Linked DNA regions of Homo sapiens: region 1 is linked to region 2. Evidence: chromatin loops called from intact Hi-C (ENCODE). Cell type or tissue: CD14-positive monocyte. All regions are shown on one strand. Links, peaks and the distances in the headings refer to the core of each region. The heading gives the core; the rest is flanking DNA.

Region 1 (16,604 bases), core at 7,156-9,655, 53 kb after region 2:
TGCACTATCAACTGAAGCTGTGTCCACCAACAAGCCCATGCTTGTCTTTGTCTGTAGAGGGTGATGGAAAAGCCCATTGGGGAGGGATGGACACAGTCACCTGGAGTGTCCATTCACTTTCCTCCTCCCCAATGCCCTGCACACAGATTGTGCATCCAGCTCTGGCTGTGGACCTGTGGTGTCGTGATGACCTGGGACAGAGAGCAGGAGGACGTTCCCTTTGGTGCCTCTCATTCCCTATGTGCTGGTTAGCACATCATTAGGCCTGATGGAAGGCTCTGCCAGGCCCTCCCCCACCGAGGGCCCCATCAACAGGTGAGTGGGGTCCATTTTGCTGGAAAGACTCTGGAAGGCTGGAGAAGAGACTGAGTGCTCTCTCTCTCTCCTATGGGAAGGCAGTGAGCTAGTGCCCTCTTGGGAATGCAGTGGGAGAACTCACCAGATGCTTCCAGCAAAGCCGGGAAGTGCTAGTGAATTACACGATGATTTCCACACTGTTTATCAAAGATCTTCTGCTCCAATATAAAGCTCCCAAATATGGTATTTCATGATGTGGCTGAGATGTGGCCAAGTGTCCAAGACACATAAATATTTATGAAATAAGCAAGCAAATGCACTTGGAAATGCATTTCTGCCTCAGTATTAATGCGGTGGTCATTGGCATTGATTCTCAAAGTGAGGCCATTTTATGGATCATTCCCAGCAGGGACTAAGAAAACATATCAATGTCCAGAACTTTTAAGATCCAGGAAGCACAGGGGGAGAGTAATATTTTCCAAGGGAAGGTAACATTTTTACACCCAGAGAGTCAGGAACCCCATTCAGTGCTGAGCACAGGAGAATTCAGAGGCATTAGCTTCTGTGAGACTTGGGTTCGAGTCCTAGCTTTGGTCCTCTCTGTGACTATGTGCAAAAACTCCACCTCTCTGAACTTCAGTTGCTTTGTCTATAAACGCTGTCCATGTCTCATGGGGTTATTGTGACGATTAGATGAGATAATATGTATAAAGTGTCTGGCCAATATCATGCACTCCTTAAATATTAGTTTTCCTTTTCCTTGAATTATTGTATTTGTTTTGAAAACCTTGGGTTCTACCAAATCTCACATTCCTTCCCCAGGACGTTCCTCTCAGTCCTGGTGTGTATATGCAGTGAAAGTGAATCCACATGGTCTTCACTTGTGTCTACTAAAAACATCAAAATGTTATTCCAGAAGATTTGTTTGATGTTCAAAATACTAAAGCGGCAGCACTGAGTGGCATGCTCTGAAGATGCCTGTCTCGCTGGATTTTAAAGTGGCACCAGTCAATGCCTTTAGCATCCCTCCACTTACAGTGGTCCTAGAGATAACATGGGCTTATAAAATAGCAAAGCCTGGCACATGATTGCACTTTTTGCTGTAAAATGCTTTCACAAATATTTTCCCATTTAATCACAAAACAGCTCTGTGTGTGTGTGTGATCAATGCAATTGTTGTCCAGCCTTACAGATGGGTTTAAGTAGAATCTCAGAGGTTTCACGCCACTTGTCTAAAGGCAAAAAGCTGATAATTGGCAATAGTAGGTTTCAGATCATATTTTCAAAGGTAGAGCATCCCACAGCCACCTGGAGCCTAGAAATTAGAGGCTGTTCAACATGATTCATCTCTCCCTTTGCCTTACTTTTTCTTGGTTTCCTATGGGAATTTCCACAGGGGTTTTAGCATTTAGAAAGATCTCGTGGATTCATTGCTCAATGAGCAAAGTCACTGAGGGCCGGGCTCAGTGAAAATTTTGCAGGCTGAATAATTAAAAAAAAATCTGGGAAGGATCACAAAATTGAGGGCCAAATGGGACCTTCAGAGGTGCTCTCATTCCTGGAGGCATTCAGGATTTCATTCCACAATTTTGATTGCAGTCCTGCTGTGTGCCGGGCTCTGTGCAGAATCATGACAGCCAGTGTCAACCATGGTGGATGTAGTCCTAGTTGTCAGGACTTTAGGGCCAGTCTTCAGCCAGCCCTCTAAGTTCACAGGTGAAGGAAGAGACCTGAAGAAGGGAAATTACCTTGCTCCAGGCCACGTGGCTGGTTAGAGGCAGATTCACACTCGTCCAACTCCGGCTAAGCTTCACCCCACTCCCACCAAGGCCACTGAATTTAGAAGAGAAAAGACACCCAACGCAACTCTTTCCTCTATGTAGCAGTGGGAAAAGTACAAACGCCCATCTTCCTGGAGAGCTGTCCCAAAGCTTTGGATTTTTCCTCTGATCGCTATGACATGGTTCATAGTGTCCACTTGATGGGTACTCGTGGAAGGAAAATCAGACGTGTTTCCATGGTCCTCACCTGGTGGCTAGGTCTGGGTCCCACTTGCTCTCAGCAAGTGGCCAATGCCACCCCTATGGTCCTATGGGGGCTGGGGAAGCCTCTCAGTGCGCACTCCCCGGCCACCTCTTCATACTTGGGAAGGTCCAGTGTGCCCTGAGCCCCATTGCTCCTGTCTCTGCTTGGGACCACTGCTTTCCAGGGGAGGAAGGCCAGCTCCAAGGAAAGTTCAGATTATTTTAGGTGGGGCCTCATAAACCCAGGAAACAGGAAAATAACCAAAAGAAAAAAAATCCCCCTGCACAGATGGGGGATTGGTCCTAAAACATCAGGCCCTGTTCTGTCTAAATCAAGACATCTGGTCACTTTTTTTCGGCAGGACAAAGACTCTTTTTTTTCCCAAGCCAGGATTTTATGTCTTTAATCTTTTCCAGAAGAAAAGAGTTCTCATTACGTCTGCATCTTATCACATCACTGTATATCATAAAGATGCCGTTATCGCCTCTTCCTTCTGATTAACTGGCCCTGAGTGATTCTAGCCAGTGTTATTAGCTGTGCTCTAAAAACAATGACACTAGTATCACCCAGCCATCAACAGAGGTCAGCTTCATAGGCACTGTTGAGTAATCCACAAGAATCTCTGCAAGCTTTTCATAATAAACAATGACGAGAACGGTTCTTTGTCCAAACCATGGCTAAGAGAGCCTTTCTGCGCAGATATGCTTTGGCACCTGCAACTGGAGTTTAAAAGCCTCCAGCAAGCTCAAGTCCAACATGTGGCCTCACTCGTTGGCTTGGTTTCCTGAGTCAGAACAGCAGAAGGGACTGGAGATGTAGCACCTGGTGTCTTAGGTGGCCAAGCAGCAAGCAGGTGTTATCCCTTTATAAATTAACCATCCTTTGGAAAGGAGCTTGACAGAGAAGAGAGGTTTTGTCTCCAAATTTTAAATGTGGAAATAGAAACAGACATATGGATATTAGAATAACGTGCAAGGGGCCAGGCACAGTGGCTCATGCCTGTAATCCCAGCGCTTTGGGATGCTGAGGTGGGAGGATTGCTTGAAGCCAGGAGTTCGAGACCAACCTGGGTAATAGCAAGACCCCATTTCTACAAAAAATAAAAATAAAAAAATTAACCAGGCATAGTGGTGTGCCCCTGTAGTCCCAGCTACTCAGGAGGCTGAGGTGGGAGCACATAAGTCCAGGAGCTTGAGGCTTCAGTGAGCTATGAGTGCACTTCTACACTCCAGCCTGGGTGACAGGGCTAGATCCTGTCTCTAAATAACAAAAAAGAATGGCATGCAAGAATGACCATGATAGCAGTGATGACTATGATGAGAACGATGTGCTGACAATGCCAGTCACTCATTTCACAGTAGTGCCCTGATGTGGGAAGTACAGGATGGACGCTTGGGGAGCAGAGCACAGCGTAACTGACCCCATGGTCAGTAGTTTTCAAACATGGCTCCCTGTTAGACTCACCTGGTCTGGCCAGCCTACCCACCCCCAGCACCCCAGGGAGTCTGATTTAATTGTTCTGGGTGAGAATGGGGCCTGGGCATTGGTACTGAAACTCTCCAGGAGACCTTCCTTTGCAGCCAGGGTGGAGAACCTCTCCCTTTGATGAAAATAACCCAATCAGGTGGGATCAGGAAGGAACGCAACAGTCAGTGCCTTTTCAGCTCCTTCAAGAATAGGCAAGGTGAAAAGCGAGAAAGAGGTATATTAGTCAGGGTTCTCTAGAGGGACAGAACTAATAGGATATATATGTATATATATACACACACGCATATATATACACAGACACACATATATATACACACACATATATGTATACACACACACACACACGCATATATATGTGAGTTTAGCAAGTAGTATTAACTCCCATGATCACAAGGTCCACAATAGGCCATCTGCAAGCTGAGGAGCAAAGAAGCCAGTCCGAGTCCCAAAACTGAACTCGGAGTCCGATGTTTGAGGGCAGGAAGCATCCAGCAGGGAGAAAGACGTAGGCTGGAAGGCTAAGCCAGTCTGGCCTTTGCACATTTTTCTGCCAGCTTTATATCCTGGCTGGACAGGCAGCTGATTAGATGGTGCCCACCCAGATTGAGGGTGGATCTGCCTTTTCCAGCCCACTGACTCAAATGTTAATCTCCTTTGGCAACCCTCGAAGACACACCCAGGATCAATACTTTGCCTCCTTCGATCCAATCAAGTTGACACTTGGTATTAACCATCACAGATGGTCTAGGAGAAGGGAACAGGAGTTGGCGTGAGGCCTAGAGGTGAGGGACAGATGCCTACTAGGAGGAGCTGGGGCCATGGTGCAGGGTAGGAGCATTGCAGCTGAGTCGGGACAGGGTGAGAGTGGAGATGGAGGAGCAGGTAGGGGAGGGGTGGGGAGGGCTTTGTAGGACAAGCTGCAGGGTCTGCATGTCCTCCTGAGAGCTAAGGGAAGCCACTTTGGTGGCATTTCGCAGGGTAGATGGCATCAGATACATATATAAGTAAATAAATAACATGATTGTGGCTGCAATAGGGAGAACGGATTGGAGAGCCACAAGGCTGGAGGCCAGAGGCCAGGGAGGAGGCTGCGCTTTAACCCGGGTGAGAGGGGATGGTGGCCTGGGCAGAGGGAATGGCTGCAGAGAGGGATTCACATTATACTAGGAGCCGGAACTGCCATTTCACAAGGAATTGATATGGAAGGTGAGAGGAGGAGTCAGCGTTTCCCAGGTTTTCCTGCCTTTCTCAGGAAACGCAGTGCCCCTGCGACTCCACACTCACCACCCCCTCACACTCCTTGTGGCCCTCCCCCTGCGCTAATCTCCTGCTACTCCGAGTCCACCAAATCCTAGGAGCAGCAAGGCTCTCTCCTGAGAAGCGATCCCCTTCCAGAAGATCGCAGCTGGGTGAGTCCCGTGTAGGTCTCCTCTAGGACTATGTGCCTTTTAATCCAGGAGCTCCACCATCTTCCCATTTACTTCGAGAGGGCCATAGCACACAGAGGTGCTGGCAGGGCCAGGCCTCTCCCCGCATCACCAGCGGTGACTCTACCTCCTTCCAAGCTTCAGGATGCCCCTCCCTTCCACTAGCCCACCCGCCCTGCCTTCCATTCATCCGGCGCTGGCTCTGTGGGAACTGTGGCTGAAGTCATGTGTGCAAAAGCATACTCTCTAGGAGAGTACACAGAATTCACAGGCCACACTGAAGCCTTGCTTCATTTGACTGCTCCTGGGACCCCATCACTGTGCTGACTGGGATCCTGAGCCTGAGCCCGCTGGTCCTCGTCAGGGGTGATTTCCTGCTAGGTTTGCTTGCCCTGGGATTCACGTCCCTCAGCTTCCCTGCCTGGACTACCACTTCTTAGCGTTGACATCCTGCTGTTCCTGCAAAATCTCTTTGGTTTAGGAGATACTAAGCCAATTCTGTCTCAGTGAAAGTTTGTCAGGAGCTGAGTGATCTCTGTCAAAAGTCAATCATGACTGGGCAGAGGTAGATACGAGGGGAGGACGGGAAATGACACAGGGGAGGAAGCAGGCTCCGGGAATTAGGCCGGTCAGGGTCACACAACAATAATACCTTCCCTTTGCTACTTGTTTATTCTATGTGCCTAAAGAAGGTCTGCAGGCACAAGCCTCAATTCTAAGTCAAAGCACATACAGCAGCACAGCCAGTGCGGTGAAGTCCCCACGGCTCCTCGCGGCTGCCTGATCCCCATCCCATGGACATGCAGCCCATATGTGTTCGCTCCACAGAGATGAGCTAGCAGAGCAGGACAAAATCACACCTGCCCCCTTGGGCCCATCATTGCAGCAGACACCAGAAATAGTGGTTTGGTATTGCACAATTTGTACATTTCACGATGAGCAAATGGGATTTTAGGTGATCTTGACTTTCCTTTTTCTTCTTTTCTGTGTTGTTTGAATGTGTTATCTTTATAATCATAAGAAAAACAAAGCTGTATGTTGAAGAGAAATTTGGAAGGCATTGTCTAAAGAGACGTGCAGTAAAAAAGAATAGAATAATGTCTTTTGCAGCAACTTGGATGGAACCGGAGGCCATTAGTCTAAGTGAAGTAACTCAGGAATGGAAAACCAAATACTACATGTTCTCACTTATAAGTGGGAGCTAAGCTATGCGAACATAAAGACAAACAGAATGGTACAATGGACACTGGAGACTCAGAACTGGGGAGAGGAAAGTGGGGTGAGGGTTGAAAAACTACATACTGTATACGATATATACTACTCAGGTGATAGGTGCAGACCTCACCAGTATACAATTAATCCATGTAGCCCAAAACTATTTGTACCCCTAAGGCTACACAAAAAGAAATGAGTGAGTAATTTTGTTCAAACTAAAAGCTTACCTAGTTGGCTAAGCCTAACAGAGAAATGCTACTATTGAGCCTCAGAGAAGCTTGGGGGCCACCGCGACCACGTGTGCAGCCTGGAGAACCGAGCTGGACTGAGTTTTGCTGGGAGTGACAGTGAAATGTAAGTAGAAAAAAAAATCAAGTTATTGGGGAACTTGCCCACAAGGGCCATGGAAGGACTCCTTGGGTGAACAGAGCGAACTCTAAGACCCTGTCTCTGGGAGGCAGGTGACACCGAACACCTTTGAGGCTGGTGTACTTCGTCTGCTGCAGCCCACTGTCCAGCCGTCTTGCCTCAGTGAAATGAGGCAAGTGAAAGAAAATGCTCAGAAAAGCATCTGGGCATCTCAAATAGATGGTCCAGGCCCTTGGCCTCAAAGATTTTGAATGAATTCTGAGCCTTTTCTCTTCCATGTCATCCTGGTCTGGGACAGGCCATCGATGCCTAACAGCGCCTGCTGCTCAGGGCCATGGATGTGTTGACGTTGCTGTCATGCCCCATCTGTGGCCATCAGGGAACCGTCAGCATGCTGCCCCGCAGAGCCAGTCCATGGACGCACCGTGGCCATGCTTGTGGCCTAAGGGCATCTTGGGAGAGCGGCTCCACAGTTGTTTGTTTCCTCCCCCAGGTGCGCATCAGCAGGGCCTGAGCCCGGGGCCAGCAAGCATGGCAGGCTCTTGGTAGTGTCCTTAGTGCACACAGTCATCTTCCCTCGTGAGTCTGACCCATTTCTTTTAGCCATAGATGTTTACGTTGGTCTTTTGTTCTTTAGGATGAGTTTTCTCTTGTTTCCTGGGCAACTTAGGCTTAGATAGGCCTACTCCATCAGCCTGTTCTCTCTGGGGCCAGAGATACCTAGGCCTCAGGAGTGACACAATTCAGGGATCCAGGTGGGATGCCTGCCACGCCATAGTGTCACAACCAGCATCCTATGTGCAGCATTCAGGGATTATCTGAAAAACAGAAGGATCCACATCATAGAGTTGTTGTAAGGATAAAATGTGCTATCTTGAAGGGCCTCATGCAATGCAGTGCACGTTTCAATTGCTTAGTACATGGTAGCCACACCATCATACACCACTCATTTTGGATGACAGCATTGGTGGACTGTGTGGGTGGAGGTCTCTGAGTTCTGAGTGGCACCTACGCCCCACACCTCCTGCCACCTTCTCGGGCTCACTCAACTCTCATGGCACTTGATGAAGAGACTGCAGAATGCTCAGGCTGGCTGGTGCAGCAGGATTAGGTGTGGCTTCAACTAGGCTGCTAACTTTGGACAATGCTTTGCATTTGTAAGTGTAAGGGAGGGAAAACTTTCCCTTTAGTGAGATCTAGAAGCTTATATATGCTCTTCGTAGGGGACAGGGAAGGAGAATGGAGACAACTTAGGGAAGGGTAAATGACTTTAACTCTTTGTCTGTGGCAAAGTCTGGCTGGCTGGCATGAACCTCCAGTTTCCTCTGCTGTGCTTTCAGTTCCCTCTTGCCTGGTGGATGCCTGGGGAGGGGTTCATGACATCTGAGTTCCTTTGGAAGATCTGTCTTTGGGTAGAAAGGAGGAGCTCAGAGAAAGCCCCTTCCTGCATTTGCTATTCCCCAAGTACCCTCGGTTTGAAGAAATCGCCAAGAGTGATTTCAATATGCCATCAGAGTGGTGTATTTTGGGGTGGCATTTCTAAACTCTTTTATAAGCTACACTGCATACAAATAGAACATTTGGAAAAGTCACTTCCTGTGACTGTGCAAAAAGGCTTTAAATTGAGAATTGTTGTCTGATTAATCATCACATGTGCTGTGAGAAATGGCGTGGAACCACTTTATGGGGGAAATATGTCTTTTTAGAGCAAATATCTGAAGACAGAGAAATGTGAAGATTCAAAGTGATCATTCTCAGCTGTTCCCTGGCCATCAGCCAATATTGCTTTTATTTCCTCCTTTTACTGGAAACGGCTACTCCTACCTTCATAGAATTTAGAAGTCCAGAGCTGGAATGGGCAAGAACATTCTCAGGGGAGCAGTGAGGCCTGAGCCTGGCCTGAGATGCATCTAGGATGAGACAGCTCACAGCTTGTGGCTCAGGACCACTGCAAGGGGGAGGGAAGGTGGGTGACATGGACAGTTCTATAAGGCAGGTCTTTCTCTGAGGACTTTCCATTTCCTCTGTCCTTCCACCAAGGCTCAGTTGGGTGGTGAATTAAGTTAACTGGTCATTAAGATGAAAGAGGGAGGAGGAAGTTCAGAGCAGGGCTTGTTCTCCTTCCTGGAAAATAGCCTTGAGCTGTGGTTTGAAACAAGAGTTGCTCTTTAAGGATTAGTTGTATTTTCAAAAACCACATCAGATGGAAAACCCAGAGTCACAGAAACTCCGGGCTTGGCTTTGATTTGGAAGATGTTGCAATGATCTGAACCAGCAGTGACCTCAGAGGTGGTGGCCCTGGAAGGTATTGGGTCTCACCTGAGCTTCCACCTTTAGTTAAGGGCATGGCCTGGCTCCTGTCTACAGAGCAGTTAAACATTGCAATCATGGAGCCAAAAGCTCACAAACCGGAGTGATTCATAGCACTGTAAGGACAGCTTACAATCCTTTCCTCAGGCAAAGGTTTCGTGATGAAGACACTAAAAGCAATTGCAACAAAAGCAATCCTCACCACCACTTGATATTTTCTTTCTTTTTTTTGGATAGTAGCCGTCCTAATGTTGTGAGGTGGTGTCTCACTGTATCCTGCTCTGTTTTGATGAGGGAACATCAGATATGCTTCCTGTGCTGAACACCCTCTCAAGAGTAAAAGCCTCAGCCATCCTGGTGGCCTCCCAAACCTGAAGGATCCCCAGTGACCTCTGGCCTCATCTCTGGATGATGCCCTGTCCTTCCCCCAGGCTGTTTCCCAAGCCCACCTAGCAGCCCTGATGTCCTTCTCTATCTGCCTGGTGTCCCCGCTTCACCAGGACTTCATATAAAGTCAGATCTTCAGAAAGGACTTCTCTGTTATTCCTACAAAATCTGCAGTTCCTCCCCTGTCTCTGAATCCCTCACTTGGCCTGCAGTCTTTCTTCTCTGCTGTATATTGAGCATCCGGAAATGCCACCTGGCACATAGTAGGTGCTTAGTATTTGCCAAATGAATGAAAGAAAACTATACTGAACTATAAACTAAGACTTCTGAGAGTTAGTGACATTTTTAGATATGAATTTATAGCCAGATTCCTACCAAATTCTAATTCTATTTGTTTTCAGTAGATTCTCCTGGGTTTCCTGGTATATAATCATATCATCTACAAATAATGACAGTTTTCCTGTACTCCCCCCCTTCTTTCCCTTTTCATATTTTTTAGTATAATAAATAACAGGGGTGATAGCAACAGCTTTATCTTGCTTCTGACCTTCCATCAAGTGTCTCTGAAATTCCACCATGGATGGTAAGTTAATGTTGGCTTTAGATCTGAGGGATGAATTTTGTCATGCTGAAGAAGTACCATGGGCTCCTGTTTTACTTAGGACGTTTTGGTTAAAACCAAGGAAGAATGAAGGGTTAATGCTCTTCAGCCCCCTTCAGCACCTACTGGGTATTAAGCTTTCTCTTTGACTCCTTAGTGTGGGAATTATGTGGATGGGTTTCCTACAACTGGACCGTCCTTGTGTCTTTACCTTTTAAACCCAGATGTGCCCCTGTGATGTGCAGCGAGCCCCTGTGGGCAGGGCCGGCCATGTCCCCTCGTCCCTTCGTCCCCTCGGGAGGCTTGCTGGGAACTGAGGCTGGCCGCGGTGGCAAGCTTCCCAGCGAGCCACTCAGGATGGCTTATTGTTTCTGAATTAAACAAACGAAGAATGAGATTCAATTAGAGGCAGCATAATGTAAACCGAGATGGATTTATATTTAGCAAGGCAGAGACATGTGGGAAAGAATGAAACTTCCTTCGTTTCAGAATTGGGAAGTCGGCTTTGAAGTGTGGGGCTGGGCTTTCTGGATGCTGTCTTCACCTCCCCCAGACGCGCCCCCAGATGTTTCCCTCGAGATACTAAACTTCTTGGGAAAGCAGCAGAATTCAGTGGGCAGCGAGCTTCTGAGGCTTGCACGTAGGAGCCTCGCTGTCTCTGTTAAAGCCACTTGCAAGGACGAAGCCACATTGTCCCCATTTCCTCATTTCCAAATGGGCTGATGGAACCTCAAAATCCTGGTATAATGTGATTAAAGAAGAAAAGAATAGATTTTTTTAAATGATGAAGATGTCACTACATTGAATTTACTTTTCCAAGCCAAATTCTAGAGAGTGCCTTACAGGGGAACAACACCCTCTTTGTTATAATTCTGTTTGGGTCGGCTTTCAGCAGGCAAATGAGATGGGAGGAGATTTCATGGATGTTTCTTAGTTGAGAAGAGTACATGAATGTGAAACCCACAATAGCAATAGCAAGGACCAGCACAGGACGAAGCCCGCCGCCGACTGAGTGCCAAGTGTCATAGTCTGTAGTTTAATCCCCGCATCTAACTGTCCTCATGAGGTGGGTGTCGTCAGCCTGGTTAGGGCTGCTTGCTGCAGTGTCAGCAGCTGGGCAGGGCAGTGGGTCTTAACCAGGAACAGAAAGACAGGAGACTTGCTTCTTTCTCTCCCAGACCTGTGTCTTTGGGGTTGTCCATAATCTCTTCTGGTTTGCTGGGGCCTGTCTTTTTGTAAGAGGACAGCCTGTTCCATGGAGATGCCATTCGTTTGCAGGGAGCTGCCCTGAGGGAAGGAATCAGGAGGGAATTACTGACACAGATTTGTAGGGGTGACTTTATTTTGTACAGGGATTTTAGAGTTTATAGCAGGAAGAAAGCAAATGCGAGTCCAGGGCTCTGGTTGCCTGGGTAAAGAAAAATTGAGTTGCTCATGCTTCCAGAGTAAGAAGGAAGTGTTAAGCTGGTGACCAGCGTGTCTCCTTTGGGGAGCGTCTGGGAGCACCCTAGGGGAGAGGCAGCCAGGCCTACAAAATGTCCCAGAACTGCCTCTGGGGAAGCCAAATCTAGAGCCCACCCTCCAGGAAAGAAGAAAATTTTGGATGAGCAGAAACAAAGTCTTCCTGGAAAATAATTTCAACATGGACCCTGCATTTCTTTAATCCCTTTGCCTAAAGGAGTATTATGTTGCTTTGGAAAAGAAGCAGAAACTTGTTCAAATGTTTTTTTTAATTAATTATGTTTTTCTAAACACTAAAGCATCATGACTTTGTGCTCCCTCCTCCTCACTTCCCCTCTCTTCTCTCTGCCCTTTTCCCCCTCTCCCTGCTCCCTCCCCCTAGAAAGCGTAGACTGGGGCTGAACTAGTTAATGGAGACCAGCCTTCACACAGGGGCATCTGTGGGACAAAGGGTCTTCTGCAATCATGGTGTTTTAGGAAGATTAGGAAAAATGAATAACTTCCTTGAAAAAATTGGTTCGGAGGATTGTTTTCTTCGTTATACCTCTGGAAAAAATTCAGTGATACTGCATGAAGGGAAAAGAATTAATACAGCTCTTCCTCCCCTTTTCTTTATTTTTATATCCAGGAGTCACTGGAAAAATCAGACCTTTTCCCATATCACAGACCCAGCAGCAGTTTGGGCGTGCTCTTGCCTGTGTATAGAAAGCATGTCAAGACCGATTAAATTATCTAATTAAAATAATGACCACAGAGAGCCTGTTTATTTTGGCCTGAGGAAGGTCAGCTCCATGGGCCCCTTCTGTCCTGCTGAGGTCCCTCCCCAGCCACAAGCATACACAAGACCTATGATGACCTGGCTTCTAATAACCTGCTCCCAGTAATGTCAGAGTGGGTCTTATGCCACCAGTGGGGACAGGACTCACTCCAGCTGAGACAAAAGATCGTTCTTTAAGACTCTCTAGACACCGTCTTTGTATCTGTATCTATATCCCTCTAGACATCCATCTTTGTATCAGCATCTGTATCTGTATCAGTATCTGTACTGATACTGTACTTTGTATCAATATCTGTGTTGAATCAGTACTTTGTATCAGTATCTGTTCACCACAGCAACTTGAAGTGTGAAAAGTTCTGGCAAGGGTTATTTTTAATCTACACCAATATGGACAATTGTTTGACTGAGCTGACTACAGTCTTGGGTGCTTTTTGCATCATGAAGATAAAACCTAAGATCCACAGAGCATGTTGACCGGTAACAAGTGAAGAAAACGCTGCCAGAATATTTTTTACACAGTACTAGGTAATCATTTGGACTAATTTGTCATGAGATTATTGGGCTGTCTTGACAATGTGCAGGCTCAGCCCAGTGAAGGGCACATTCCCGGGACCCTGTGTCACCCCTGAGGATGCAGGGTATTAATGAGGGCTCATTACAGTCAGGCTAGATCAGGGTTCTTTGGCCTGCGGTAAGATCTGGGAGCAGAATGTAAATATGCTACACATGATTTAATTTCAAAGAAGCCCCGGAGGAATGCACTGAGCCTGTCAACACTGCAAACCCAGTGCAGGGTGTAAGCCCTGTGCAGGGTGTAGAAATGCTTCTGTGGCTTTAGAGACTTGCTGTTTGGTCTTGCAGTTATTGAACAAAGTGCTCCCTTTTGGGGGTGGTTGGTTCAATATCCTGTAAGTCCTTAGAATGGAGGCCACAGCCTTGGAAAGCCAGAATGTAAAGCCTCATTCTTATTTTCTCACATGGTCCCAGGAGATGACGGCTGGATGAGCACTCTTCAGAGGGGAGCAGGGAGGCAGCGGTTTATGCAAGGGAAGGGCAAATGATGCAGCAACAGGCGAGAAATAAAAATTGCCTGCCTGCCTGCCTGCCTGCCTGCCTGCCTGCCTGCCTTCCTTCCTTCCTTCCTTCCTTCCTTCCTTCCTTCCTTCCTTCCTTCCTACCTCCCTCCCTCTCTCCCTTCCTTCTCTGCTTCCTGTCTTCCTCTTCTCTTTCTTCTTTCCTCTTTCCCTCCTCTCTCTCTCCCTCTGTTTTTCCTTCCATCCTTCCTCCTACATTTAATGAGTAACTGCTATGAGCTACGAGTGTTAGATTTGTGATATTCAATAATATTAACACTGATTAACATTTTTATGAAATTCTTTAAAGTTTGGCATCAACCATCTTACCTTGGGATATAGGAGGAGAAAAGGAGAGCAAAGTGTGAGTTTCTGTAGGAAAAATTTTTACAAAATGGTATCGAGATTATTTTTCAATTTTGGGTGCTCTTCATTTCTTTGTGTAGATCTAGATTTCCACCTAGTATAATTTTCCTTCTGCCTAAAGAATTTCCTTAAACATTTTTTGTAGTGCGGCTCTGCTGGAGGTGAATTCCTTCAGCTTTTGTATGTCCGAAAAAGTTTTTATTTTGCGTTCATTGTTGAGAGATTTTTTTTTTCTGGGTGTAGATTTCCAGGTCAACAGTTTTTTTTTTTTCCTTTCAATTATTTAAAGATTGTGAACTGTTTCTTATTTATCCTTCCAGAAATTTTCATTGCATTTGAAAGCGTAGACTTGAATCTATATTTGTTTTTGTTAAAGAAGAATGGGCTGATTTCAGTGCCCATCTGTCGTTCTGCTTCCTGATGCTCCTTTGGGATCTTTGCCTGTCGTTGCACACTGAACTATACTCGTTCATTTTCTCGGATGCACGGCGCACACGTGCTTACTGTGTCTCATTCAACCAATCCCTTACTGTGGGAAGTTTAGATTTTTTGCCTTCTATATTTTTGTTGTTGTTGTAACAGTGTTCTTATTGGTATATCTTTATGTTGTACTGCTCTTAAAATGCTTTCTTGTTTGTGGGAGTGGACTGCATTCATTTTTTTCTATTCTTTAAAAAATTTTTTTTATTTTACTTTAAGTTCTGGGATACATGTGCAGAATGTGCAGGTTTGTTACGTAGGTATACATGTGCCATGGTGGTTTGCTGCACCTACCAACCTGTCATCCAGGTTTTAGGCCCCACATGCATTAGGTATTTGTCCTAATGCTCTTGGGGGGTGGGGGGCAAGGGGAGGGAGAGCATTTTTTTCCTATTCTAAAATTTTTAGTATTCCTCCAGCATCACCCTTCCTCCTCACCTACCCACTGTCTGTCCCTCTATGATCTGCTATACGGAAACATCTACAGGATGTTTTGTGTTGAGCGGATGAATACATGAGTGAATGAATGATGGGGGGTCGGCGGGGAAATGCCAGGCAATTGCAGCAGCTGTTGCTCAGTGCCCCTTCCTCAGAATGGCAGGCAAGCCAGTGAGTTGAGCACATGGCAGGAAGCTGCACAGGCCTTGGCGAGACCAGCTCCTGAAGTGTCATCTGTCATTTTTGGTTTTCCCATTCGGTGGCTGTCTTCCAAAGCATGAAGTCATTCTTAGAGCTCTGGCATCAAGGTGCTGACCCATTCTGTGAAGCCCTGGGTTGGTCTTCCTGGGGTGCTTGGCACTAAGCAAAGGGCAGAGGGTGAGAGCCAGGGAGGCCCACAATAGAAACAGATAAAGTGCTTCAAGAAAGCCCGCCCCATCCTGCACTGGCAGGCTCTGAAATGATAGCCTATCATTTTGCACACAAAAAGGGGAAGAAAACCAACAGTGCAAATGGAAAAACTGTCCACCGTGTCCAGAGGAGGGTCTGATATGTCAGACTTGTGTGCCAGAGAGAAACCCCGGGAACAGATTGACCTCCAAACCAGGTTACCAGGCCTCCTACCCCAGATTCCTCTCCTGCTCAGATGCCAGATGCAGGGGCAAACACCTGGGGCTGGGGGCTGCACTTCTGCATCATGGGCACTGCTCCAGAGTCTAGCACCTGTAGACTAGGAAGAGGGCCACACAAGGGGCTTGGGGAGTTAACCCACATGACAGCTGGATTATTCAGCCTCAGATGGACATAGGTGCTGGATGGAATGCCAGTGCTGTAGTTTGAATCTTTGATCCCTAAAACCTCATACTGAGATCTGATCCTTGATGTTGGAGGTGGACCTGGGGGAGGTGTTTGGGTTGTGGGAGTGGATCCCCCAAGGCATGAATGTCTTCATGCCTTTCTCACAGCGCGAGAGCTGCTTGTTACAATGAACCTACCCCCTACCCACCCCTCTCTTGCTCCCTCTTTCCTCATGTGATCCCCACAGGCCAGCTCCCCTTTGTCTTCCACCATGAGTGGAAGCTTCCTGAGGCCTCACCAGAAGCAGATGCTGGTGCCATGCTTCCTGTACAGCCTGCAGAACTGTGAGCCAAATAAACCTCTTTTCTCTGTAAATTACCCAGCCTCGGGTATTCCTTTCTAGCAACACAGTTGGACTAAGATAGCCAGGCAGTGGGAAGTTGGGAGACACCAAGCTAGCCAAGTGGTCTTGTCAGTTTTTATTAGAATGCTTGGAATCATCTTAATGTAGTTTGCATTAAGCCAAGTGGTCTTGTCAGTTTTTATTAGAATGCTTGGAATCATCTTAATGCAGTTTGCATTAACACACACACACACACACGCACACACACACATGCACACTCTCACCCTCTTCATAGAGCAATAATCCCTGACTAAAAGTTGATGTGAGCAAATTAACTTTCTTTTAATTTCTTAACCTCTACAACCAAGATTAAATCTATGCTTCATTGTTCTATTTCCAGAAAAAAGGAAAGATGACCATTCCCTTCTGTGCATGGAGGACCTAGTTTTTGGTTTTTCTGCAGTTGCTGCAACCACACTGTTTACTTAGATGCTCAGTTGCTAAGAGGGAGGCCAAGGGGGCAGGCTGTTGGGATTCGTGATTGGGGTGAAAAGACAGGGAGAGAGAAGGAGGAGGAGGAAAAGGAAGAGAGAATGATCATGCCCCGGAGGTTTCAGATATCTGTGTGTCTCAGGTTGCATTCCAAAGCCAACCTCTCCCTTGGCATAGGAAAGACTGCTTTGGATAATCTGAGGCTCTGCCGTCAGCCAAGCTGTAGCCAGATGAGCTGTAACTCAGTTTACCCAGA
Region 2 (16,604 bases), core at 7,634-10,133:
TAATATTATAAATCACTTTCTTACAGAGGAATTTACTTCCTGAGCTTTACACAACTTTATAAGCCTGGCATGTGTATGAGAACAGAACCTAGAAATTGGAGATGGGAAAATGATGGTTTGTATAAATGTGGTTTGAAACCACAACTGGTGATTTTGTCAATGCAGGGGCTTCATCCGCCTGGGGCCCAGCACTGCAGGAAGTTGGTACAGCTTAGGAGTTTACTTCCAATACTTCCAAGATAAAATTTTAAAGAGCAGAATTAAAAAATGTTTTGTGGTGGCCACATGGCCTTCAACTCTGGGCTAAAAAGAAATTAAAGGGAATTTATAATCTGGGGATGAGGGCAGTATTGGGCTGTCAATAGAAGGTACTCGTTCAGGTAATCCTTATCCAGAGATGGGATGTCCACATGAACAGTACAGATCCAAACTCTCTTTCTCTGATCCTGTCTTCAATGATATCCATGGCTCTAACATGTTAGTGGGCACACATGGCTCAGAAATTGCGGCTGATTTAATGAATGAAGGACTGAATACAGAAGAAAATCTGGGAACAACTTCTAAAACAACTTCTATTTTTCTGGTCCCAAGAAAAAACTCAGCATGGGTATAACCTACCCCAGTACCTCTAATTGTCCAGTTCTTAACTTCTTTCCTTATCTGTCTTTCTCCTTGGCCCATCTCTTCCCAAAGACACACACATATGTGCATGTGCACATGCACACACACACACGCATGTACACACACACTCACATGAATGCACACATAAACTCACATGCACACACACATACACACATGCATGCACACACAAACTCACATGCATGCATGGGTGCACACACACTCACATGCACGTCACAGTGCCCTTGGCTATATCTCTTCTACCCCAACATTAAAGCCTGCTTTCCAGAAACCCTCCCAGCTTCCCTCTCAGGAAACTGAGTTCCTTGAAGCCAGAACATTATCCTGTTATGCATCTTGGTCTTCCCAGGGCGTGCATGGCACCTTACAGGTGCTCTGTGAGTCACTCAGGCACATAGTGACAGATCGTTACAAAAACATTACAAAGAAATGAAGCTTCAGAATTTGGAAAGTGATGTCAGCAAGATGGTACAATAGGAGTCTCCAATGCTCGTCTCCTTGCAGAAAAGTAAGTTTGAACCACAATCAACACATAAACTTACCTTCAGAAGAGTTAAGGAATCTAGGTGTGAGATTACTGCACTTGTGTGAAGCAAATAAAACACATATTGAAGAGAGTAGGAGGGACAATTTCACATTACTTGTGTCACCTTTCCCCTAAGCTTATGCAGCACACAGAAAAAGACCCTCTACATGGGAGAAGGAGAGTGAGGTGAACACCTGACTTTGTTGTGGACCCCAGCACCAGGCTTATCCCAGTGAACCCTGATGCCAGGCCAGTTCCCACAGCCCCATGCTCCAGGTTGTCACCCATGAACCCAGTTTCTAGGCCTGTCCCAGCACCAGGGTATCTCCCAAGGACTCAGCCTTCAGGCAAGCCTCTGTAGAGTCAGATTTCAGGCCTACCACAATGCCCTCTGGCCCCTGTGTCCCAGGCTCCAGGTTGACCCCCATAGACTCAGGCTTCAGGTTGGCCCCTGTGAACCTAGGCTTCAGGCCCACCCCAGCATCATGCCAGCTCCCATCTCCCTAGGCTCTAGGCCAGCCCATGTGGACACAGGCACCAGGGCTGCCCACCCCCTGACCTTGGCACCAGGCCAGCCCATCTGCACACCCTACCAGCCAGCCTGCATAGACTCTCTGGACAGGCTAACTGATGCAGAGCTTTCACTGTTGAGGCCTATTTGTAAAGACCAAAAGACGTGTGTACTTCTTCAAGTGCATAGACACCAATGCATGGCCACAAGAATCATAAATAATCATGGAAACATGCCATCACCAAAAGGACAAAATAAAGCACCAGAAACTGACCCTAAACATATTGAGATCTATTAACTGCCTGACAAGTTAAAATTATCATCTTAAAGGAGCTCAGTGAGTTACAAGAGAAAAAGATAGACAACTAAACAAAATCAGAACAGCAGTACAAGAACAAAATGAGAAGTTCAGCAAAGATATACAGATGATTAAAAGAACAAAACAGAAAGTCTGCAGCTGAAGAACACAATGACTAAACTGAAAAATTTGATAGAGATCTTTAACAGCAGTCTCAATCAAGAAGAAGAAAGAATGAACAAGCTTGAAGACAGGTCAACAAGCTTGATAGACTAGGTCACTAGTCTATCCAGTCAGAGGAACAAAAAGGAGAAAAAGGAAAAAGGGTGCAGAAAGCCTAGGGGACTTGTGTGACACCATGAGGTGAACCAATATATACATTATGAGAGTCCCAGAAGGAGCAGAGAAAGAGAATGGGGAAGAAAGTTTATTTAAAGAAATAATGACAGAAAACGTCCCAAAACTAGACAAGGAAATGAACATCCAGATCCACGAAATTCCAAAAACCCAAAATATATTAAACATAAAGAGAACTTCACTAAGACACTAAACAAATTCTCAAAAGTCACAAAGAAATAATTTTGAAAACAGCAAAAGAAAATGGACTCATTGCATATAAGGGAACTTCCATAAGTTTAATAGTGAATTTCTCAGCAGACACCTTGCAGTGCAGGACATAGTAGAATGATATATTCAAATCATTAAGAGAAAAAAAATCCTGCCAATAAAGAATACTAAAACCAGCAAAATTGTCCTTCTGAAATAAAGGGGAGATAAAGACTTTCCCAGACAAATAAAAGATGAAGAAGTTCATTACCACTAGAACTTCCTTACAGGAAATGCTAAAGAGAGTTCTTCAAATTGAAATGAAAGTGTATGCTAACAACATGAAAACATATGAAAGCATAAAACTTACTGGTTAAAACTAATATGTAGTCAAATTTAGAATTCTCCAATACTGTAATGTGGGGCATAAATCACTTATAACTCTATTATGAAAGTTAAAAGACACAAATATTAAAAACAACTATAGCTATAATTATTAATGGATACTCAATTACAAAGGTATAAAGTGTGATATCAATAACATAAATTGTGTGTGTGTGTAAGTAAAAATATAGAGACTTTCTATGTGATTGTAGTTAAGCTGTTATCAGCTTAAAAAGCCTATGAAAATTCTAAGATGTTTTATGTAATCATCATGATAACTACAAAGAAAAAAAAACCCTAGTAGAGACAGAAAAAATAAAGGAATCAAAGCATACCACTACAAAAAAATCAACAAATCACATCACATTGTATCCCATAAATATGTACAATTATTGTGTCAAAAAATTTTACAATGACAAAATAGCAAGAGAGAAAGAAACCAAGGAATTACAAAACAGTAAAAAAATTAACAAAATGGCAATAATGAGTACTTACTTATGATCACGAATTACTTTAAATGTAAAGAGATTCTCCAATCAAAAGACAGAGTGGCTGATCAGATTTTTAAAAAGGATCCAAAAATATGCTGCTTACAAGAGACTCACTTTAGTTTTAAGGACACACATAGGCTGAATTGAAGACATGGAAAAAGATATCCCATGCAATTGGTAACAAAAAGAGAGCAAGAGTGGCTATATTTATATTAAATAAACTAGACTTTCAGTCAAAGTCTGTCACAAGAGACAATGAAAGTCACTATGTAATTATAAAGGGATAAATTCATCAAGAGGATATAATCATTGCAAATATATATGCACCCAACTTTAGAGCACCTAAATAAAAAGCAAATATTGACAGTACTGGAGGGAGAAATAGATAGCAATACAAAAATAGTAGGAGACTTCAAAACCCCACTTTCAACAATGAATGGATCATTCAGACAGATAATTTTCTTTTCTACTGTTTAAGGAAACAGTAGACCTGAATAACACTATCAGCCAAATGGGCCTAACAGACCTATATAGAACATTCCATCCAACAGCATCAGAACAAATTCTTTCCTAGTGTACATGGAACATTATCCAGGATAGATCATATGTTAGGCCACAAAACAAGTCTTAATAAATTTAAGAGGATTAAAGTCATATCAAGTATCTTTTCCAACCACATAGTATAAAACTAGAAATCAGTAACATGAATGTAGTAGTCTGTTTTCATTCCACACGGCTGGGGAGGCCTCAGAATCATGGCGGGAGGCAAAAGGTACTTCTTACATGGCGATAGCAAGAGAAAATGAGGAAGAAGCAAAAGCGGAAACCCCTGATAAATCACATCAGATCTCGTGAGACTTATTCACTATCATGAGAATAGCATGGGAAAGACCTGCCCCCATGATTCAATTACCTTCCTCTGGGTCCCTCCCACAACACATGGGAATTCTGGGAGACACAATTCAAGTTGAGATTTGCATGGGGACACAGCCAAACCATATCAATGAAGAAAATTAGAAAATTCACAAATATGTGAAAATTAAACAACATGCTCATGAACAACAATGAGCCAAAGAAGAAATAAAAAAATAACTTGAGACAAATGGAAATGGAAACACAACATACCAAAACTTATGTGACGCAGAAAAAGCAGTGCTAAGAGGAAAGTTGATAGTGATAAATACCTATGTTAAGAAAAAGGAAGGATCTCAAATAAACAACATAACTTCATACCTCAAGGAACTAGAAAAAGAACAAACTAAGTCCAAAGTTAGCAGAAGGAAGGAAATGGAGATCAGAGCAGAAATAAAAGAAACAGAAGCTAGAAGAACAATAAAAAGATTAATGTAACTAAAAGTTGTTTTTTTGAGACAGGGTCTTGCTTTGTTGCCCAGGCTGGAGTGCAGTGGTGCAATCTTGGCTCACTGCAGCCTCAACCTCCCAGGCTTAAGCAATCCTCCCACTTCAGCCTCCCATGTAGCTGGAACTACAGGTGCATACCACCATGCCCAATTACTTTTTTTTTTTTTTTTTGTAGAGATGGGGTTTTGTTGCCCAGGCTGGTCTTGAACTCCTGAGCTCAAGGGATCTGCTGCCTCAGCCTCCCAAACTGCTGAGATTACAAGCATGAGCCACCACACCCAGCCGAAAGATAAAATTGACAAACCTTTAACTAGACTAAGAAAAAAAGAGTAGATTCAAATAAATAAAATCAGAAATGAGAGACATTACAACTAACACCAGAGAAATATGAAGGATCATATGAGACTACTGTAAACAATTATACACAAAAAATTGGATAATATAAAATAAATGAATAAATTCCTAGAAACATACAACCTCCCAGGACTGGATCAAGAGGAAATAGAAAATTTAAACAGACCTATAATTAGTAAGAAGATTGAATTGGGTATAAAAAAATCTCCCAAGATAGAAAAGCCCAGAGCCTGATGGCTGGACTAGTGAATTCTACCAAGACCTTAAGGGCAATTAATGCTAATCCTCAAATTCTTTCAAAAAACTGAAGAGAAGGGAACACTTCCAAACTCATTTACAAGGCCAACATTAGACTGATACCAAAGCCAGACAAACCCACTGCAAGAAACAAACATTACAGGCCAGTATCCCTGATGAACTTAGATGCAGAAATTCTCAACAAAATACTAGCAAACTGAATCTAGCAGCACGTTAGCAGGGTCATTCACCATTATTAAGTGGGCTCTATATCTGGGATGCAAAGATGATTCAACATATGCAAATCAATAACCGTGATACAGCAGTTAAAACAGTTAAGAATACAAATCATATGATCATCTCAGTGGATGCAGAGATGCATTTGTCAAAGTTCATTATCCTTTTATGATAAGAGATCTCAGCAAATTAGATATATAAAGAATGTACGTGAACACAATAAAGACGATATGTAACAAACCTATAGCTACCATCATAGTCAATGGGGAAAAGCTGGAAGATTTTCCTCTGAGATCAGAAACAAGACAAACACACCTACTCTCACCACTTCTATTCTACAAACTGGAAGTCCTAACCAAAGCAATTAGGCAAGAGAAAGAAACAAAAGTGACCCAAATTGGAAAGGAAGAAGTTAAATTATCTCTGTTTGCTGATGACATAATCTTATCTACGGAAAATCCTAAAGACTTTACCAGAAAACTGTTAGAACCAATAAACGAATTCAGTAAAGTTGCGGGATAAAAATCAACATACAAAAATTAGTAGCATTTTAATACAATAACAATAAACTATCAGGAATAGAAATTGAGAAAACAATTTCATTTACAACACTATAAAAATACTTAGGAATAAATTTAACCTAAATTAGGGCCTTCTGGGGGCTGGAGGGAAATGATGCAAGAAAGAGGAAGAAGAAAGCCTGTCCTCTCTCACCCCATGGACTCTGAAAAGAAGAAGGGAGATGAAAGAGACTCAAGACAGTTGGTTGACAGTGTGCTCTTTCCTGTCCCTCTTGCTCCCGAGGCAGCACTTCAATGTGCATTGGACTTGCATTACAAAGTTAGCGAGGTAAGGAGAGACTTTATATCACCGTGGCATATGGTACATTTACCCAGCACACCTTGAAGGAGACTGCAGACTCCAGGGAGGCTCCAAGATCTCACATGGCCCAAGAGCAGGAGTGCAGAGTTGGGTGAGCCAAGGCAGTTGACAAAGATTTTTTGTTTGACCAACCTTTAGTCAGGCTCCTGAAGCTTCTCCTTGGCCCATGCATGCACTTCCATGTAAAATCTCGTTTTAGCAAGAACCCTGTTAAGACAGTTTAAGAACCTTCTGTCCTTGATGTCTAATAATTCTTGATATTTGATCCAGTTCCCTATCCTCCACCATCCTCTAGGTGATGTATGATCACCCTACCCTGTCTTCAGCAAGGACTCTGTTAGGTCAGCGTAGCCAGAATCCACTTTATCCTGGATGTTTACTCTTAGTAATTTTCCATTCACTGACACCCCTGCTCCTTGGCTATACCTTCCTACTTGCTCAGGATGCATTCAGAGTTGACCCCAATCTCTCTCCCCCACTGCAAAATCCCACAGCTGTGGTCCCTATACCTATTGTGATGGTCCTGAATAAAGTCTACCTTACTGTGCCTTAACAAGGTATCATTGAATAATTTTTTCTTTAATACAGTGAACTTCTTACAGACCTGGCTTGGCCTGCAGGGAGTAGAGATGAGGGATGCAGAGGGGCAAGGAGATTGACAAAGGTCTGGAATCTGCAGCAACCAGGGTATTTATTTATAGCTGGAGGTGAATGACTTGGGCTTGGACCCCAGGTGTGGGTGCTGGCAAGACTTGTCAGCAAGCTGGATGGATAAGTTCTCCTTAGGGGTCCTGAATCCAGAAAGTGGTTAGAGCAGGCATTCTTTGCAGAGTCAGCAGGATTCAGACACTACTGCATGGGTAAGAGGACCCCTGCCAGTCTCCTCCCAAGCCACCTGTCTCCCCAAACCCTCTCTCCCAGAGGATAGAGGGAGGGAGAGCAGCAGAAAGGAGAGGAAATTGGCTTGAAAGAGACGGGGTCACTGAAAAGGGACTATTTATACCAGAAGAGATCAGGATAGCACTAGCTGAAGTGTGTAAGCCCACTGAGATGGGTACTAGTGAAGAAAAGGACATTATTTTTATAAAATAAATAAATTATATTCATTTTTTTGTCTAGATTGGAACCTCTCTTAAAGAGTGTATCTCTTATCCCTCTGGTCAGGGAGAACAAGATAAGTGACTGGGTTGCCCAGATCACGGTGTTGTTTTTCAAACTTTCTTGATGGTGGACAATGTTCTTTGGCCAGCAACTCTGGTTATCCTAAGTGCTGCTGGCCAGTGCTGTGGGGCCTGGAATATCCCTGGTGGGATCTGCAGCACCTCAGTCGTCATGGTTTGCTCTGCATCTCTCCTCCTTCTGTATGTTGGCTGCCATCTCCTCTCTCAGCACCCGCTCTCCTGTGCTGCCTTTTCCAGATGGTGGAGGGTGCATCTTCACGGCTCCGCAGATTCCTGGTTACAGCAGAGCCATATGTAGACCCACTGCAGCCCATGCTCCAGAGATGGGGAGCAAGTGTCCATCCCGGGACCATCCAAAGATGCCACAGTCAGCACTAATATGGGGACTGAAGGTTCCTCCGATGAGCAGGTGGGCAGTTCCCAGAGAACGAGGCAGGGGTGTGCTGCACCCACTCCTGGCAGGTGCTGCCCCTTCTTCTTTCTGGGCGTGAAGAGCTTCCTGTCTCCATGGCCAGGCTCATTTTTCCTGTCTAGAATGCTCCTGAAATGCCCCTTCCTGCATAAAGTCTTTCCTAGTTTTGTTTTTGTATTTCTTTTAGGACACTTACCTGTACTGTAACTATTTTGTGCTCTATGCAGTTTGCCTCAGGGATAGCAATTGTGACTGTTCAGGCTTTGGAGCACACAGTGCCTTGGAGGTGTCCCAGGTTGATGTTAAATTGAGTTGTTTATAAATAAGTGACCAAGATTTTGACAAAGATTTTTTGTTTGACCAAACTGAAGTCAGGCCCCTGAACCTTCTCCTAGACCCATATGTGCATTTCCTTGTAAAATCCAGTTTTAGCAAGAGCCCTGTTAAGACAGTTTAGCAATAACCTTTCATCCTTTATATATATATATATATAAAATAACTGTAGATTCCAGTTAATTAGTCCGATGTAATTATACATCTTAGGACACCACACAGGCAAGAGTTTCATATCCTCTTCCTTCATTGTCTGGACCAGAAAAAATATATTATAGTAATGTTATATATATATAAAATATAATGTTATATATATATAATGTAATGTTTTATATATATATAAAAATATAATGTAATATATTAAAGAGTGTATCTCTTATCCCTCTGGTCAGGGAGAACAAGATAAATGACTGGGTTCCCCAGATCACAGGTGTTGTTTTTCGAACTTCCTTGATGGTGGACAAGGTTCTTTGGCCAGCAGCTCTGGTTACCCTAAGTGCTGCTGGCCAGCACTTATATATATAATATATATATTTATATATAATGTAATATATATGTATATATGTATGTATACACACACACACACACACACACACACACACACACACATATATATATATAATGTAATGTTTTCTGGTCCAGACAATGAAGGAAGAGGATATGAAACTCTTGCCTGTGTGGTGTTGTAAGATGTATAATTACATCAGACTAATTAACTGGAATCTACAGTGCTGGGGACATTGAAACAAGGTTCAGCTACATCATATGAACAGGCCCACTCACCCAGATGAGGCTGGCAGGTCTGTAGACCACTGGGGGTCTGCCATGCCAGTCATTGCACAGCTTTAGCAAGCTCCATCTGCTACCTGTGAACCAGTGCTCAGCTGGCTAAGTATATCTGGAGGATTTTTCCTTCTTCACAGCGTCAAACGGCAGGCGGCAGGCACAGACCAGAGCTGGCCAGTTCCTCCATCAGGGTTGTGTGCAGATGTCGACTGTCCTTCAGGGGGTCTAGATAGCCTGTGGCCCTCAGACACCCTGTGTGAAAACCCTTGTCTTCAAAGTGTATGCAGGAAGGAGGCTGCACAAGGACACAGATAATAGGGGCTCTGCTTGTGATGTTCTCAAGGGCAGGACTGCAGCTTAGCAGCTTCTAATCGTTGAGAACCCAAATTCCTCATATTCACCATATTTTGTCCTTTAAAACTATACAAGGTTAAGTATTTGCATCCATTGACTACACCTTGCACACAAGATACCTTAGTTACTAAGATGGCAAGGAACTTGCTCAAGACTGTACAGCTTTCACACTCCCGCATATACCCAATATCTAGCACAATGCGTGACACACTATAGGAGTAATTAATTGTGCTTTGATTTTAATTCAACGTAATTTCTCTTTAAGTTCACAAATTTTTCAACTTATTATTTTTGTGGGCTTAAGGAAACATACTCTATTCTCTTGTAAGGCAGAGGTAAATCCAGTGCTGATATTGATGTTGAAAATGTTAATTACAAGGATATTGATGACAATATTGTTGTTAACACAAAGCAAAAGGCAAAGATTGGAGAGGATCAATCCTCCAGATGTCACATTTTGAGCCCTCCATTTTTGCACATGGAATCTTTTGCTGCTCCATTTCCTCACTATCTACTGAAACAATCCAAGGGAGCATTGGTTTAATATGTGGCTGGTGACACCCAACTCCACCTGGCTGGTCATGGGCTCCACCTAACACAGAGGCCACGCACAGCCCCAAACCCTCCCTTTGCTCTTCAGCAGTCTTTGTGCTACTCCCTGAGCTTTATTTTTAAAAGCCTCATGGGGGCAGTGAATCTACAAATATTGTATTTCAATCTACAATGGGCTTTAGCTCAAGGTCAGAAGCTATGCCTGAGACAGATGGCCCAGGGCTTTGCTGGCACTTCAGGGAAGTGTGTTAGACACACAGAAATGGTCTTTGCAGTTGCTTATGATGGGGGTGGAGACAAGAGCCTAAGGAGAGGGTTTTGAGATTTGAGATGCTCATGATTTCTTTGTCCATGAGTAAGAAGTGCATTTTAATCTTTCTGCAGCCATATCCTGCCATCTGGCCTTGTGGCAAAATCCAGAGAATTGTGCCTGAAGACCAAAGGCAGAACATGGCCCTGACTCTTGTGTAACTTCCCCCAAAGTCCTCGTCAGTCAGGAGACACTATTGTGCTGCCATGGGCAGCAGTGTTTGATAAACAGCAGTCCCGCATTTCCCTCCCATCTGTGTACGCAAAAGAATCCATAAATTAGAATTTCATGCCTCATTTTTATTTCTTTAGTGCTAAATGCAATGTCAACTTCGAAATTCCCAGGGGCAACAGATTGTGAATATTCAATAAATCACGCCACTTCTTTTGCACTGTTTTCTTGTTTTTATAGTGATACAGTTGAACTAGGTAATTTTCAAGGTCCCTTTCAGGTCAAAATCCAACTATTTTTGAGAATCCTGAGATCCAATGAGCACTGCTCAAAGGCTGAAGATATTAACACTGGAGTAGGTGGCACACAGCCTCACATCTCCTACCCAGACAGGCAGGTGCCAAGGACATAGCAAAAGGCAGCAGTGTTTGTATGTGAAATTTCCACTTTATAAAGCACCCTTACGAGGCTACCTATGTCTGCTAAAGCTGGGAAATCCTTTTTTTCTTTGAAGGTCCTAGCTGGCTGCCTCCTTCCACTGATGCTCCAGGCAGCATTGGGGCACAGTATGATGGTCAGGGGCGAGGAGATGGCCAGCCCTTCACAGCTTTCCCTGGCATCAACCCAAGGTAACTTAGCTGATGCCCTGTGTCTCAGCTCTTCATCTGGAAATGGGTAAGGAGGATGCTGTTTGTGACATTTGTGTGTCCACAGGTTGGCTAAAGGTTTGATAATGAGTATCAGCCTTTGTAAGGTGCTTGCCAGTTGACAGAGAGCTTCCATCTTCATGCTGTCTTATCCACCAGGAAGACTAACTAAATATTATTATTATTGTCGCCCTTTTATAGATGAAGCAACTAAAGCACCAAGGAGATTGAGTGAGTTGCCCTTTGTATGAGAGCAAGTAAGTGGCAGACTCGAACCCAGATACTTAGACGCTAATCCAGGGCTTTCCCCTATGCCACACTGTCCCCAAGCAATTCTAGACTGAATCTGTCCATAACTTTGTTTACCATCATTCTTGCCCATGTAATCACTTGGCATGTAGACCCTCCAGCTGCTGCCTTTTATTCTGTCTGTCCCTTCTACCTTATTTGCATTTCTCATTACGTGGTGCTCTCAATGAAAAGGAACTTTAGTGATTACTATTTTGTTTACTTTGTTACATCTATACTCCCCAAGGAATGTTTAATAGATAAGCAGTTTTGGAAAAATATCAAGGAAAGTGAGCAACGATCTATCTTGATGCCTACAATGAACAAAATTTGCTCGTGCAGTTCTCATGTCCATCCTTCCATCCAACCATGCATCCAACCCAAAATGTAGACACGCATCATCCACTAATCCTTCCATCCACCTTTCCATCCATCCATCCACATACCGACCCACCTATCTACCCACCTATCCATCTACCTCATCCACCCACATATACATCCATCCAGTCACCTAACCACCTATCCATCCATCCAACCATCCACTCACCTATTCATCCACCCATCCACCCACCTATTCAGCCACTCACTCACTCACCTACCCATCCATCCACCCATCTGTCTATCCACCCACCCATCTTTTCATCTATCTACCCACCCACCCACCCATCTATCCACCTATTCATCCACCCAACCATACTATCTACACAACCCACCTATCAACCCACCCATTCACCCATCCATCCACCCACCTACCCACCTACCCATCCACCCACTCTTTCCACCAATCTAACCATCCACCTATCCATCCACCCACCCATGCACCCACCCACCCATCTATCTACCTACACTCCCATCCACTCACCCATCTACTCCACTCACCCACCCATTCACCCATCCATCCATCCATCCATCCATCCATCCATCCATCCATCCAATATTGGCTATATACCTACTATTGACCAGGATGTCTGAAATACCTCTGGCTACGATATTGAGCAAAAACTACATGGGACCTTATCGTCAAAGAAGTAAATAGGTACAATTATGTGTGAGGTGCGTTCTGGTCGGGGGGGTGCAAGTGTAAATGGAGCCTTCTGCCACTCTGGCCTTAAGCCCTTGTTTAGCTCCCATGTTCCCTCACAGGCATTCCACGAAGATGGTTGATTTATCATCAAAGGGCATTATTCTTTTGGTACTTTCACAGGCTGACTTATCCCATTTAGTTATCCATGTGTATGTGTTATTTCTTTACATGTATGTATAGGTGCTTGGTTGCTTGAGCTGAAATCCCACACTTGGCTAGAGCAGATTAAAGGTGCGGTGGCCTTTCCGAGCACTTATTACTTTGTGAATGTCCAAGGTGCTTTTGTGTTTAGCTGAAGGTGATGATGGGCTTGTTTTTGTTTTGGTGGTATGGCAGGGAGGGAGGTTGAAAGAGGGTATGGAAGGGCACAGCTTCCCCTCTGCCCTCTGGTCTGGACTGGCCTTTAAGGAGGGTGCATTTGGGGCCAAGAACTAAGAAAGCTCTTCTATTACAGACATTATGAGACTGAGTTTTCCCCGTTCTGTCAGGTTCCTGCATTCATCTGGCACCCTAAGGCGGCTAGCTTTGAGCATTGGAGGACAGTAACAGAAGGAGGAGACTCACGTTCTCCCAGTGAACCATAAGCAAGGCCAAGGAGGGGGCCCTGCCAGTCTTCAGTGTCATGGTGCCCACATGAGGGAGTCTGAGAGGAGAAGGAGGTGGTAGGTGCAGCTGAAAGGCTGCCTGGGAGAAGGGAAGTTCCCGCGGACACGCTCAGGAATCTTCTAGGGGTGCGGCTGCTGAGGGTCCTGGGGTAGCCCGTGGAAGAGACGGGCCAGGAAGCCCCACCTCACATCCCTAATGCATAGAGGGCACAGGGGCCGGGGACCCCCACTCACACAGGCTGCATTTGCTGTGCTTCTTCCTCCACCGCCCAGGGCCAAGGGTCAGATTCACCTCCTCCGCGCCTTGTTTTGCAGCCTGCGCGGCTGCAGGGACATGTGGGGCTCTGAGCAGGCGCGGTGGGCAGGCTCCTCTGGTTTGTGGGAGTGCTACGAATGCCTGGGCTCAAAGCTTGGCCTTGATGACGTCTTAACAGTGGCTTCCCAAGTTGCCCCATGGAATTCTCTCCTCCTGGTGTTTGGCTGCTGCACCCCGTGCAGGCCTGTCCTGCTGCGGAAACTCCTCTCCCTCCTGCCGCCTCAATACAGTTGACTCCTCCCGTGCCTGAGCGCCCTGCTTGTCAGCTCCCCGTGGTCCTCTCCAGGGTCCGGTGCTTTCCGTGGAATGTCCAGAAAACTCCACCTTCCTCTCTTTTGGTGCTCTTCACCTTTCCACCTGTGATGGAAGCCGCTTCTGCGCAGGGCTCCTCTCCCCCTCTCTCCCATCTTCTCCTGGTCAGCGGGGGCTGTGGGGGAGAATTTTGCCTCCTGGAGAGCTTGGCACATACTGGACACCCAACCGAGGACAGCGGCGCCTTCCTGCTAACCTCTCCTGTCAAGGACTGCTTATTACCAAGGGGCAAGGACGACTCCTTTATATGTCACCTCAGGGCAGCATTTAAGTCAAGATTTAAAATTCTCGATGCTGCACAGGAGAAGTCACTGGGACAAACAATTTCCTTTGGAAGTTACAGTTTGATGCCTTTCAGCGAGTTAAGCAGACACTGAGCCCACCCTGAACTCTAACTGTAGGCCCCCCCTTTTTTAAAACAAACAAACAAATAAAAACCTAGCATTATGGGCACATAGATCATGGCTATAAAGAGCCACAATGGAAACCCCCCAAAAGCCAGCTCAATTATCAGCATCAAAACTGCTGAGCATTTAAAGGAGCATCTCGACGAAGGTAATTATGGGACCAGCATCATTCTGCTCATTCTCAGTCCTTCAGCCTATACAGCGCACTCTGAGATGATGTTTTCCTCTTGTTTATTTAGTTGATCTCCAAGAGCAGGGAGGATTTATCCCCACTAATCCGTGGACCATAAATCCAGCTCAGGCGGGCTGCAGCCCCGTCCTGCTTGGCCCCAAGCTCAGATGCCCAGTGGAAAACATCACAGTGATTGGGTGAGGGCAGCACATCACGCTCACTGTTCTCATTCTGGCCGGGAGATTCCTTGGCACAACTTGTCCCAAATTCCATTACAGCAACGTGATGGAAATTTCCTGGCATCAAGGATTTGTGCAGCCCAGTGTGCACACAGTGAGCATTTGACTCTGCATAGCAAAAATGACACAATCTGTATAGAGCTGTGTGGTTAGTAAAATGCTTTCACATCCCATCCCAGGTCTTTTTGATTCTCAGAACTATCTGTGAGGTAGCCAGGGCAACTGTCAAATGCAGTATAATTAGAGTTCTTTGGTGGCAAGTAACAGCAACTGATTTTTGCTAACTTTAGCAAAAAAGGAATTTATTGGGGGAGGGAGGATATAGAGGGACTCATATAGTTGAAGGATCAGCTAAAGAACCAGGCTGAGATAAATCGGCTTATATTGTCCATCCTTGGGACCCTATGCTCATGAGTCAAATGAGCTGGGAGAAATTCCAAGAGGCCCAGCATGGGTCAGCACCTGTCCCCTGTGTAGGGTGGGGTCTCTTTGCTGATAGAGGCCTGCCAGGAGGATCAACAGTGGAGGGTTATTGGGGCCAGAGCTGAGGGAGTTTATTCTCAAAATGAATCTGAGATTCTCTTATCAGGTTAAGGAGGTCGATAGGTCGAAACCGACCATGTGTATCATCACCTCCACTTTGCAGATAAGGAAATCAAGATGCCAAGAAGTTCAGTGATTTATCCAGAAAGCCACAAATGTGAAGCTAAGGCTTTAATTCAAGCCATCTGACTGAAGTCCAGTGAGCTCCCAGCCTGCGTTCTGAATTTATTGTGGAAACAATGCAAGATCAGCAAAGACCACTTTGAAGATACCCATCAAGCCACCGGTGTAACATTTGCCCATTTCTTCCCAGACTTGCCCTCAGTTCATTTTCTTTGTCATCCAGTTTCAGTCCCAGTGTCCCTGTGCCCTGCCCACTCATCCGCATTCTCCTCGGACTGGTATCTTCGGCAGGCTTTGGTTTTATGGTGCAAATGGCAAACCACCAACAGCAGAAGGAAGTTTTGTTTGGAGTCAGGGGATGCCTTGTAAGTTACAGAAATTTACAAGGGCAAAGGCAGCCATGTGCTCAAGATTTAAACTTCCTCTAGATGCTTCTTGACAGAAACCATTGGGACAAGTCTTCAACTTCTGAAATTATATTTTGAAGGCAGTGCCACACTTTTGCTGAGGGTGAGTGGGTGGATTACTACATGAAGGGACAGTAGGAGATGCCTCTGTTAATGGATTATTCTTTCATGGGGTTATCCACACAAAAACAACACAACTCAATGTCAAGTGCCTTTTAGGCCTCCCTTTAATTTTAAGGATCTGAAGAAGGAGGTAGCAGATGGAGACACTGAGCCACAGAGCCACACACCTACAGCCATATGATAAATCAGCCATGAGTCCAGAGAACCAAGTCTACTTTTCCTGATTCCAGAGGCTCTGGATGAAGTCAAAGCAATTGTGTTCCAGGTGCTTGTTGCTGTTTTCAAGATGAGTGCACAGCCAACATTGGTGCCTCGATGGGCCTATCTCCTTCCTGGAATGGTAAGCCACAGTACCCGTCCCAAAAGGATGAGCTCTGAGAGGAGCTGAGCGTACAGGGACTCTGAGACAGAGCCCCAGCATTGTGGAAAATGTGATGGCTAGAATCTGAGGACACCTGGGACTGTTATGTTTAAACTGCCAACAGCTCTTCTGTTTTTCTAGGTGGAAGTTTGGGTTATTCTTTCCAATTACTTCTTTGGGGGAAAAGACTTCAAAGGGCCTTTGGTTGCATCCTACAGTACATCGGGGAGCAGCCACAGTCACATGGAGGTGAAGAACCCTTTCCTTATGTTCTGTTCAGTTCTTGCCTATGGCCAAGCTAAGCCCTGTTGGATCTGGGCCAGAGCCAGGTGATATTTACTGCCCTACACACACTTTTGGCTCCCATGCACCTCGGTCAAGGGTCCCTGCCCTCTTGACCAGGGCGGTGAT

Evidence for each region. Peaks named below come from ENCODE experiments on the same cell type or tissue, not always from the same donor. Only the 100,000 strongest peaks of a DNase experiment are listed, where the experiment ranks them.
Region 1: it touches region 2 in a loop (1.8-fold over the local background); 9 of 110 quality-filtered maps call a loop at or near these places.

Annotation. Positions count from the first base shown.
Region 1 is chr18:10,049,446-10,066,049 of GRCh38, forward strand. No RefSeq gene overlaps it. Among named protein-coding and RNA genes, the nearest start is that of VAPA, 140 kb to the left of the region's middle. RefSeq lists a silencer at 2,807-3,101. In CD14-positive monocyte, for the core only: no CTCF peak of the experiment used is centred there; DNase peaks (open chromatin) are centred at 8,146, 8,466 and 9,046; H3K4me3 peaks cover 2,166 bases; H3K27ac peaks cover 2,500 bases.
Region 2 is chr18:9,996,180-10,012,783 of GRCh38, forward strand. No RefSeq gene overlaps it. Among named protein-coding and RNA genes, the nearest start is that of VAPA, 90 kb to the left of the region's middle. In CD14-positive monocyte, for the core only: no CTCF peak of the experiment used is centred there; a DNase peak (open chromatin) is centred at 9,092; H3K4me3 peaks cover 418 bases; H3K27ac peaks cover 1,121 bases.